2 separate regions of the Homo sapiens genome follow, and region 2 is linked to region 1. Evidence: chromatin contacts called from ENCODE Hi-C or POLR2A ChIA-PET data. All regions are on one chromosome and are shown on one strand. Each heading gives the region's core, a stretch centred on a gene start or an enhancer-like site at or near the end of the contact. The rest is flanking DNA. Distances are from core to core; before and after follow the strand shown.

The links. A loop is a pair of places that touch in the nucleus more often than their neighbours do. ChIA-PET counts read pairs that join two places held with the same protein, here RNA polymerase II (POLR2A). Pooled maps may share reads with other maps.
Region 2: a loop to region 1 is called in a map of Calu3, with 2.0 times the contacts of the local background. The contact joins two enhancer-like sites. A Hi-C loop is called at or near these places in 1 of 168 maps with a recorded cell type or tissue (Calu3) and 1 of 50 pooled maps. POLR2A ChIA-PET finds 5 or more read pairs at or near these places in 4 of 52 experiments (A673, HEK293, MCF 10A and 1 more).

What each region holds. Positions count from the first base shown.
Region 1 is chr1:160,834,984-160,839,660 of GRCh38, forward strand. It overlaps CD244 (CD244 molecule), which reads right to left. Exons shown (of 9, transcript NM_016382.4): 4 at 3,956-4,066; 5 at 3,468-3,535; 6 at 1,212-1,271. Among named protein-coding and RNA genes, the nearest start is that of CD244, 26 kb to the right of the region's middle. RefSeq lists enhancers at 2,229-2,743, 2,747-2,876. Within about 2 kb of position 2,673, at least 12 of the 41 ENCODE cell types and tissues checked have a DNase peak (open chromatin) inside an H3K27ac peak, as active enhancers do.
Region 2 is chr1:160,908,370-160,912,696 of GRCh38, forward strand. No RefSeq gene overlaps it. Among named protein-coding and RNA genes, the nearest start is that of ITLN1, 25 kb to the left of the region's middle. RefSeq lists a silencer at 3,110-3,404. Within about 2 kb of position 2,147, at least 2 of the 41 ENCODE cell types and tissues checked have a DNase peak (open chromatin) inside an H3K27ac peak, as active enhancers do.

The sequences.
Region 1 (4,677 bases), core at 1,423-3,922:
GGAGTTCAATGTGGCTGAAACTAGAGAACTGGCAGATATCAACCGCTCTTATAATCAGATTTTCTTTGCCCCACAGCTCAGCCACCAAACTGAAGATGGTGCTCAATTTTTTTTTTCTTTTTTTTAAAGCCATTTTTATCAGAAAGTCTTTTATTACTGGCCACCAGGAGGCAGTGTTTCCCTTGGGAGAGATGTCCCAGCCTGGGTTATCAATGTCATTTTAGCCATCAGTATTAAAGGATGCTTCTCCAGTTTATGAGTGAATTTCTGTAATCCCAGAATATAAGAGGTGGAGTATGAGGAGGTGCAATGGAGACTCAGAAACCCTTTGGCTCAGCTCTGCCACTACCTAGCTATGTAGCCTTGAGATATCAGTTGACCTGAGTCTCGGTTTCCTCATTGTGATATGGAATGTAGACCACATCTAAAGTATTAGAACTATTTTCATGAGGCTGTTATGTGAGATTTAGTAAGAAAATACAGCTGGGTGCAGTGGTACACACCTGCAGACCTAGCTACCCAGGAGGCTGAGGTGGGAGGATCACTTGAGGCCGGGAATTCAAGGCTTCAGTAAGCTATGATTCTACCATTGCACTCAGCCTGGTAGACAGAATGAGATCCTGTCTCATAACGGGTATACCAAAAATCTCACAAATCACCACTAAAGAACTGACTCATGACACCAAATGCCACCTGTTCCCAAAAAAACCTATGGAAATAAAAAATAAATAAAGAGACCCTGTCTCTAAACAATAAAATTGTTTTAAAAGAAAAGAAAATGGACATTATTGCTAAGTCATAATAAAATAAAAGAGATCAATGCAGATTCATTCTTTCCTGAAAACGAATATAATAGGGAATAGGGATAAAAAGTGCAAGGGCCCCAAGTATTAGAAGCAGCAGCAGGGCAAGAAAGCAGAAGTTGAGTCCCCTAACCAGGTTTCTGCTCCTATAGACTTTATCTGGGCCAGACCTTCTGCCAGACACGGAAGAAGAAGGAATGTCCACATCAGGCTTCCCAGCTGTGTTAAGATGCTCTAGTATCACACGGATCTTTTCAAATAATGTGTTAATGCAACTGAAGCCAAGCTATCTTCTGGATTCTAGAAGCACCAAGATCTTATTCTGCCATTCAATGGTGTGAGTTTCAGGGGGGCATTAGGAAACCCCAGAGATAGGTATGGAATGGACTAGAGAAACTGGAGAGGTACCTGGGACTGGATCATAGAGTAGATGGTGCTCCCCCCTCCAGGAAAAGTCTGCTCCTGCTCCTGCACAAGAAATGGAGATGGGGTAACATGAGCGACAGTTCGGTCTGTCCAGATTTAGATTGAGTGGGGAAAAACAGCACAAAGAAGAGGGCTTTTCAGGAGACTGGGAGGGAGGTGGCAGGACTGGGGAGAGTCATTGATCCTCCCAAGATGGGAAGAGACAGGAAGAAGAGCAGTTTGGAGTGGAACCATTAGTATCAGGAGCAAGGAACCACCTAGGTGTGAGGGGTTCCAGCAACCCTGCTCAAAGAGAATGCTGTCACTTTCTTTCCTTTAGTAACTTAGAAACCCTTCCTTGCAGAGCTCTGAGTAGGGCTGTTATCTGAGCCTTACCTCAGAGCACTGAAATTCAGAAAGTTTAAACATTTCAAAGACCAAACACAGTTAAGCCCTCTCTAGATCATCTTTGAGGCCACCTTGCCCTTGACCTCAAGTCAGCGCCCTGGGCAGCTATAGTGCTGGGTGCAGCCCTGAACCCAAGGGCCAAAGCAGGAAGCAGAGCTTCCTGCTTCCCTTTTCTTGTTCCTACCCCTTAGGAAATCGGTGGTGGAGGTATTTCATGCTGCCGGCCACTGAAAGCATATTGCCAGTTTGGGTTCTACTGGGAGCCAGTGGAGGCAGCAGGGTTCATTAGGCAAGGTGCAAGCAAAATTCCTGGAAGCAAGAAGAAGCTAAGAGAAGCAGAGAACTGTCAGCTGTCCTTAGAGGCTGGGGAGTCATGGGCATCTGACAATGTCAATAACTTCATTTGTGTTTTAAAATACTGCAGGAGTTTGTTGCTTTTCTCTCCCGTCCAGACCCGTGTGAAGTGTTTCTAGAAAGATTAGAGCTGGGTCTCAAAGTGAGACCACATGAAACTTGAGATTTAGGCCTTCAAATTGGAGCCCTGAGACAATAGGGAGAGGCCAGAGAGGGCTGAGGCCAGGCAGGGAGGAGCTCTTGAGTCGGAAGAAGTAAGCTAATAGGCCTGAATCCCAAAGAGGTTTCCTTTGCTCTAAGTTGTTTTTCCTCCTGTGGTCTCCTAATCTCAAGTCATCTTCTTTTTGGAAAAATAGATTATTTTTAGCAAGCACCCGGGCATCACTGGCTGTGGGTAGATTCACATGCTTTCAGGAATTTGTACCAGAGTCTGGTAGCAGTGAGAGAAACAAAGTCCCCTTTTATTATTCACATTCCAATAGCCACTGCTTTATTTTTCACATTCCCATAGCCACTGCTGGGGCAAAAATAAATAAATAAATAAAGATAAAAATAAAAAAACAGGCATGGGGAGCTGCTCTAACAGCCTCTGAACCCAGAGGCATCTGGGAGAGGATGCTTGCCTGCTCTGCGAGGCTGCACAGGGCCTCACGTATGTGGCCAGCACGGAAGAGCCCCACCACATGTGCTTCCTGCGTGCTGCTGGGTCTCCACAGCAAAGCGCCAGGGGGCAGTGGAAAGAAGGCACTTCCGCCCCACTTCACCCACCCTGCCCCACTTCCTGCCAGCAGTTTGGTAGGCTCCATCAGAGCTTTTCCCCTGGGCCTGTCACCACATCTGCCCTAAGCGAGACACAGCAGTGGGGGCATCTGCAGGCCCTCTGCAATTTCCTCCTCTTCTAATTCTTGGATGACAGGCAGAGTTGGCCCCTGCCTGCTGCGAAGAGCAGGCGAGAGGCTCCTGGAGGAGCCTACTCAGGCTGGTGGGCTTTGTGCCAGGCTGGTTACTCTCTCTAGTACCTCAGCCACACTCAGGCCTCTTCTTCCAAAAGGCTGTGAATGCAGCCTATTGAGCCAGCTACAAAACTATTATGCTTTGGCTGGTCACACTTCCCAGCCTGTGTCACCATTAAGGGACTCATGAATGTAAGCCCTGACTCATTAGGAAAAAGAATTTGTGGTCAGACAACAAATACCACAGCAGCACTCTGCCTCTGTCATTGATTTCTGTTGTGCTCCATCCCTTCTCAGCAGGTGCAATTCTGCACCAAGATGCCCCTTCAGCCTCCCTTTCATCTCCTCTGCTCCTTTTGTTTCCTCTTTTCCTCCATCACCAGAACTAGGAAGCAGGTGGAGAAAAGATAGATGGGGAAGGGCTGAGGGTCACATCAAAAGGACAGTCGTTCAGTCCTTTTTGTCCCTCTGCTCTGAATAACCATCATTGAAAGAGCATTTTCCAAGCCAGCTGAGAGAGACCCCAGCCTCCGGGATGACATACGTGATTTCTCCTGGTTTTCAGATCCTTGACATCTTCGTAAATTGTCAAAAATTCCTTGGGACTGGTCTCTGAGGGAGGAAGAAAACAAAGAGCAGAGCTGCAGAAACCTCCAGAAGGGCTTTTGCTTCTAACAGGTCCCACCTCTACCCCAAATGGCCAAACCTTAAAAAAGGTTCTAGAAAGGAGGCAAGTTAATGCTCTTCCCAGGAACCCCAAAGAGCACAGAGGCAGCAACCGAACTGCCCCTCCCACACCTCCTCCCAAACCAGCTGTCTACAGGGAAATCTGCGCATTGGGATCAGAAGGCATGAACTGGGAGAGAGAGCCTAGCAACCTGCTTGCCCCCCGCCACCACGCACACAAACATACCAAAGCTCGTTGAGGAAAAGGAGATGCTGTGCTCCCAGACACATCCCACTGGACGCAGGACAAAGTCACAGGATCCAAGGCCTCAGGCAGGAGCACCACCCTAAGGACCTTCCACTCACCTGACTGCTTCTCCTTCCTCTTTCTCCTCCACACACAGAAGCAGGCAAGGGTGCCAAGGAACAGTGCGCTTAGAATCACGATGATCACCAAAAACGGCCAAAATCTGAATTCTGAGGAATACAGAAGGCGTGAGAACTGAGCTGTCAGCTCGCTCTCTTCTTCCTTCCCACCTGCCTGCTGCAGGGGCTGCCTCAAAACCCACTTTTCTCTGTGTTGTGGCTGATTGCCTCGTGCTCTGAGAACTCACGGTCAAGGTTTTCTCTTTGCTCATTTGGTTAACCTCCTCTGAGTGATGCCAAGAGCATAGATATATCAGACAGGCCTGGCTCAAATTCTAACCCTGTGAGCTCTGCACTATTTATTTAACCTCTCTGGGCCTCTCAAGTCATCTTATTTTTGGAAGATGCCTCAGAGCCTCTTAGATTTTCTCACCTGTAAAAGGGGATAACGTTATCTACCTATAGGGGTTAATTACATGATCTAATACAGTTGCCCTCCAAAGTTTTGAGTTCCACAATGTGGATTCAATGAATTGTGGATCCAGAATATTCAGGGAAAAAAAATGCATGTGTATTGAATATGTAGAGGCCTTTTTCCTTGTCATTATTCCCTAAACAATACAGTATAACAACTATTTAAATAGCATTTACATTGTATCAGGCATTATAACTAATTTAGAGGTGACTTAAGTAAGGTATACAGAAGGATGTGTGCATAGGTT
Region 2 (4,327 bases), core at 897-3,396, 73 kb after region 1:
ACAAATTACAAAAACTGATAATAGACATTGCTGTCTTAGTGCTCGATTTACATATGCATTTACAACTGTGGCACATACAACACAAGACTGGCATTCCTTATAACTCAACCAGTCAGGCCAATGTTGAGCGAGCTCATCAAACTCTTAAAGTATATCTTAACAAACAAAAAAGGGGGAATATTGGGCTTTCTCCTCGAGAACAGGTAGGAGACAACTGAACCCCTCCTGATGATGAAAGACCTGTCGTTGGAGAATCGACCAGCAATGATAGCGATGACTCGGAAGGCATCTGACATTACCTGAGGGCAGCTAAAGAAATTGGATCAACAGGCAACTATCCAGCTTGTTGCCATGGGAGCCCCTGCAATTGCAGAGAATTGGTTTCTTATGTATCTGGCAGTAATTGGGGGAGCTTTTGAGAAAGTAAGACAGACATGGATGCTGGGGTGGCTGGTGATTCTCATCCTTTGCCAAGTGGGATCAGCTCAAGAACATGTTTACTGGAATCATATTCTGAATCCCACTGTTGGAAATGTTATTATGTGGTGGGATGCTGACCCGCCTTTGTCATCTAATGATACTTCTTGGATGGGAGGTCGATGGATGCCCCTGTCTTACCCCTTAACTGAAAATTTGGGATGGATTAAACTCAATGACTCCTTGACTTTATTGTCTAGCAACCCCCTTCTTTGTTTTTCTACAATAGCCCATGATAAGCACATTACTCTTATTCCTCTGGAGTATCTTTACTGTCACCTCAAAAGGGATGCCAAGCCCGCAAACTTGACCTTTATTTCTGCTGTTACCATTAATCTCACTAAGGTCTCTAATGAAGCTACACAAGTGCCTAGTCTTCTTATATGCTGTCTGAGAAGGGACTGGCAATGTAAGTTTGAGGCTGTCCAGTGTGAACCCCATGCAGACAACCTGCGCCACGACAAGGGCCTCTGCTTAATAATGGCACCTTACTTGATTGGGGTCCCCATGCTAATCTTATGTCTGCAAATCAGACTATTGGATTTGGGAGTCCTCCAATAGTTCCATCACCTGGTCAGAGTATGGGCTTTCAGGACCAATATTACAACTAAAAGGGAAGCAAGCTTTAAGCCCTGCTCATACCCAAATTTGGAGACTAGGTCTTCCCTTTTTTGAATGCGTTGTTTTGTATGGTGATTACATTTACAGCAGTGGCAACTATACCCTCTCCTTGCACAATAATGTTACTGATACAGTCCTGATTTGTACTACACACCCCTAGATAATTTTGTCTGGGCAGGGTATTCCTAACATAGAACAGAATCAATCCTTATATAGTATTACTTTCTCTTCCAGTAGTTGGTACGCTACATGCTTGTCTCATCAAAATGTTACATAGTTAAATATAACCTATGGCATGATCCTAAAATGGCATGTAGAATTGTGGCTCCCTGTAAATTTAACCCTACGGTTATTTAGAAAAGCACTATCTCATACTCAAAAAAAAGATTTTTGGCCACTTTAATTGCCTTTTTTGTCTCAGCTATTATTATACTGTGTCCGGAACTGTTTCCTTCTGGTGGGTTCTTGGTCTCGCTGACTTCAGGAGTGAAGCCACAGACCCTCGTAGTGAGTGCTACAGTTCTTAAAGATGGTGTGTCCAGAGTTTATCCCTTCAGATGTTCAGATGTGTTCGGAGTTTCTTCCTTCCGTTGGGTTCGTGGTCTGGCTAACTTCAGGAGTGAAGCTGCAGACCTTCACAGTGAGTGTTACAGCTCTTAAAGGTGGCACATCGAGTTGTCTGTTCCTCCCGGTGGGTTCGTGGTCTCACTGACCTCAGGAGTGAAGCCGCAGACCCTCGTGGTGAGTGTTACAGCTAATAAAGATAGTGTGGACCCAAAGAGTGAGCAGCAGCAATATGTATTGTGAAGAGGGAAAGAACACTTCCACACAGTGGAACAGGACCCAATGGGGTTGCGGCTGCTGGCTCTAGTGGCCAGCGTTTATTCCCTTATTTGGCCCCACCCACCTCCTGCTGATTGGTCCATTTTACAGAGTGCTGATTGGTACATTTACAAACCTTTAGCTAGACACAGAGCACTGATTGGTGTGTTTACAATCCTTTATCTAGACAGAAAAGTTCTCCAAGTCCCAACAGGACCCAGAAGCCCAGCTGGCTTCACTTCTCAATACTAGCAACTGCCGCTACTACAGCTGTTTCTCTGACACAATCTATTCACACAGCCTTGGTAGCAAACCACATGGTATACAAAGTAACCCATGGATTTCAAGAACAAGTAAATATTGATAAAACTATTTTGTCTCACCTGGAGGCTCTTAAAGCCGCTGTTGAATGGCTGGGGGATCAGCAGCAGGTATTCATTACTTGTCAAAATTTACATTGTGATTGGCAATATAATTCTATCTGTGTCACACCTCTGCCATATAATAGCTCCCAATATACTTGGGAGAGAGTGAAGGCGCACCTACAAGGGGCTTATCAGGACCACTTATCCTCTCAAATTTCTACTCTTGAGTGCGAGTTAAAGAAACAACTTAAAGAATGATCACAGCAGGCCAGGCGCGGTGGCTCATGCTTGTAATCCTAGCACTTTGGGAGGCCAAGGCGGGCAGATCACGAGGTCAGGAGATCTAGACCATCCTGGCTAACACGGTAAAACCTCATCTCCACGAAAAATACAAAAAATTAGCCGGGCGGGGTCGCGGGCGCCTGTAGTCCCAGCTACTCGGGAGGCTGAGGCAGGAGAATGGCGTGAACCCAGGAGGCAGAGGTTGCAGTGAGCCAAGGTCGTGCCACTGCACTCCGGCCTGGGCAACAGAGCGAGACTCTGTCTCAAAAAAAAAAAAAAAAAAAAAAGAATGATCACAGCAATTACAAACAAATATCCTTCAGCAATTACAAGAAGGTTTTCAATGGTTGAACCTGAACACTTAGTTGTCTGGATTAAACATACACATTTGGGTGATGGCCACTATACCTATTCTTTTTTGTATCTGTTTGCTAGGCATCTGCAAATGGCTCTGTGCTGCCCCCCGCCCACGCATCTATGATCAGGAAAGAACGATAGAAGCTTACCTTGCATTAGATAACCAGCATGCTCTAAGAATTAAAGAAGGGGGAGATGTGGGGGGTGCACAGCAACATATTCAAGCTTATGTGCAAGGCATTTGAGGTCGAGGCATGGGAAAATACTGAGGCACTGTGTGTATGTTGTTTGCGCATGAGACTGAAATTCCTTGACCCTGAAAACAGGGCAAGGAACGGAATGTGTGATAAGGAACTGTGTAATAAGGAGTTGTGTGATAAGGAGGGCTGAGAACAGCCTCCTAAGAATGTGGTCTGAGTGCTTTTAGATGTAACAAATAAGGCTATATGTGCCTCGTGACCAGACCGCAAATCGTTACCTAGCCAATGTCTCGTTTGTCTAAATTGTAGTTTAAGAAGCCCTCTCAATAAATACTTGGCTTACCCATCTTAAAGCAGCACTCTCTCAGAAGAGCTGCTACTTGTCCCGCTCAGCTGGAATTGTCTGAATACTTCATTCTCGGTGTTCGCTGCAGCTACAAGCTGCAGACCTTGTTTCTTATTCTGCTCTTAACAAATTACCACAAACGTGGTGTCTTAGAACACAAATTTGTTGTTTTAAAGTTCTAGAAGTCAGAAATTCAAAATGAGCTTTATGGAGCTGAGAGGTGTTGGCAGAGCTGTTTCTTCTCAGGGCTCAGGGAAGAATGTTTTCTTTTCCAGATTCAAACACCACCCACACTCCTTAGCTCATGGCTCCTTCCTCTATCTTCAAAACACATCACTCTAACCTCTGCTCTGATCATCGCATTTCCTTTTCTGTACCCTCTGCCTGCCTTCTGTACCCTTGTTTGACCCTTTGCCTGCCTTTAAAGGACTCATGTGATTACATTGAGCCCACCTGGATAATCCAGGACACTCCTCTCATCTCAAAATCCTTAACTTAATCACATCTGCAAAGTCCCTTTTGCCATCTAAGATAACATATCCACAGGTTTCAGAAATTAGAATGTGGACATCTTTGGGGGGCCATTATTCTGCCTTCCATACCCTTTACTGTAGATTTGAACATTTTCAAAATAAAGAGTAAGGAAAATGTCTAGAAAATTAGAGCAATCAAAATAAATGTAGGCCTGTAACTCTTTGTGAAGCTTTGCGAAGGCCCTTCTTAGGAGCTAACCTTGGAGTCCAGGAAGCCTCGCAGGGGAACCAAGGCTAAACAGAGGTTCACAGAGGACTCCTGAAACCAGGAATACATCCTCCAGTCATGCAGTCCAGCATGGTTAATGAAAGAAAAAGCACAAC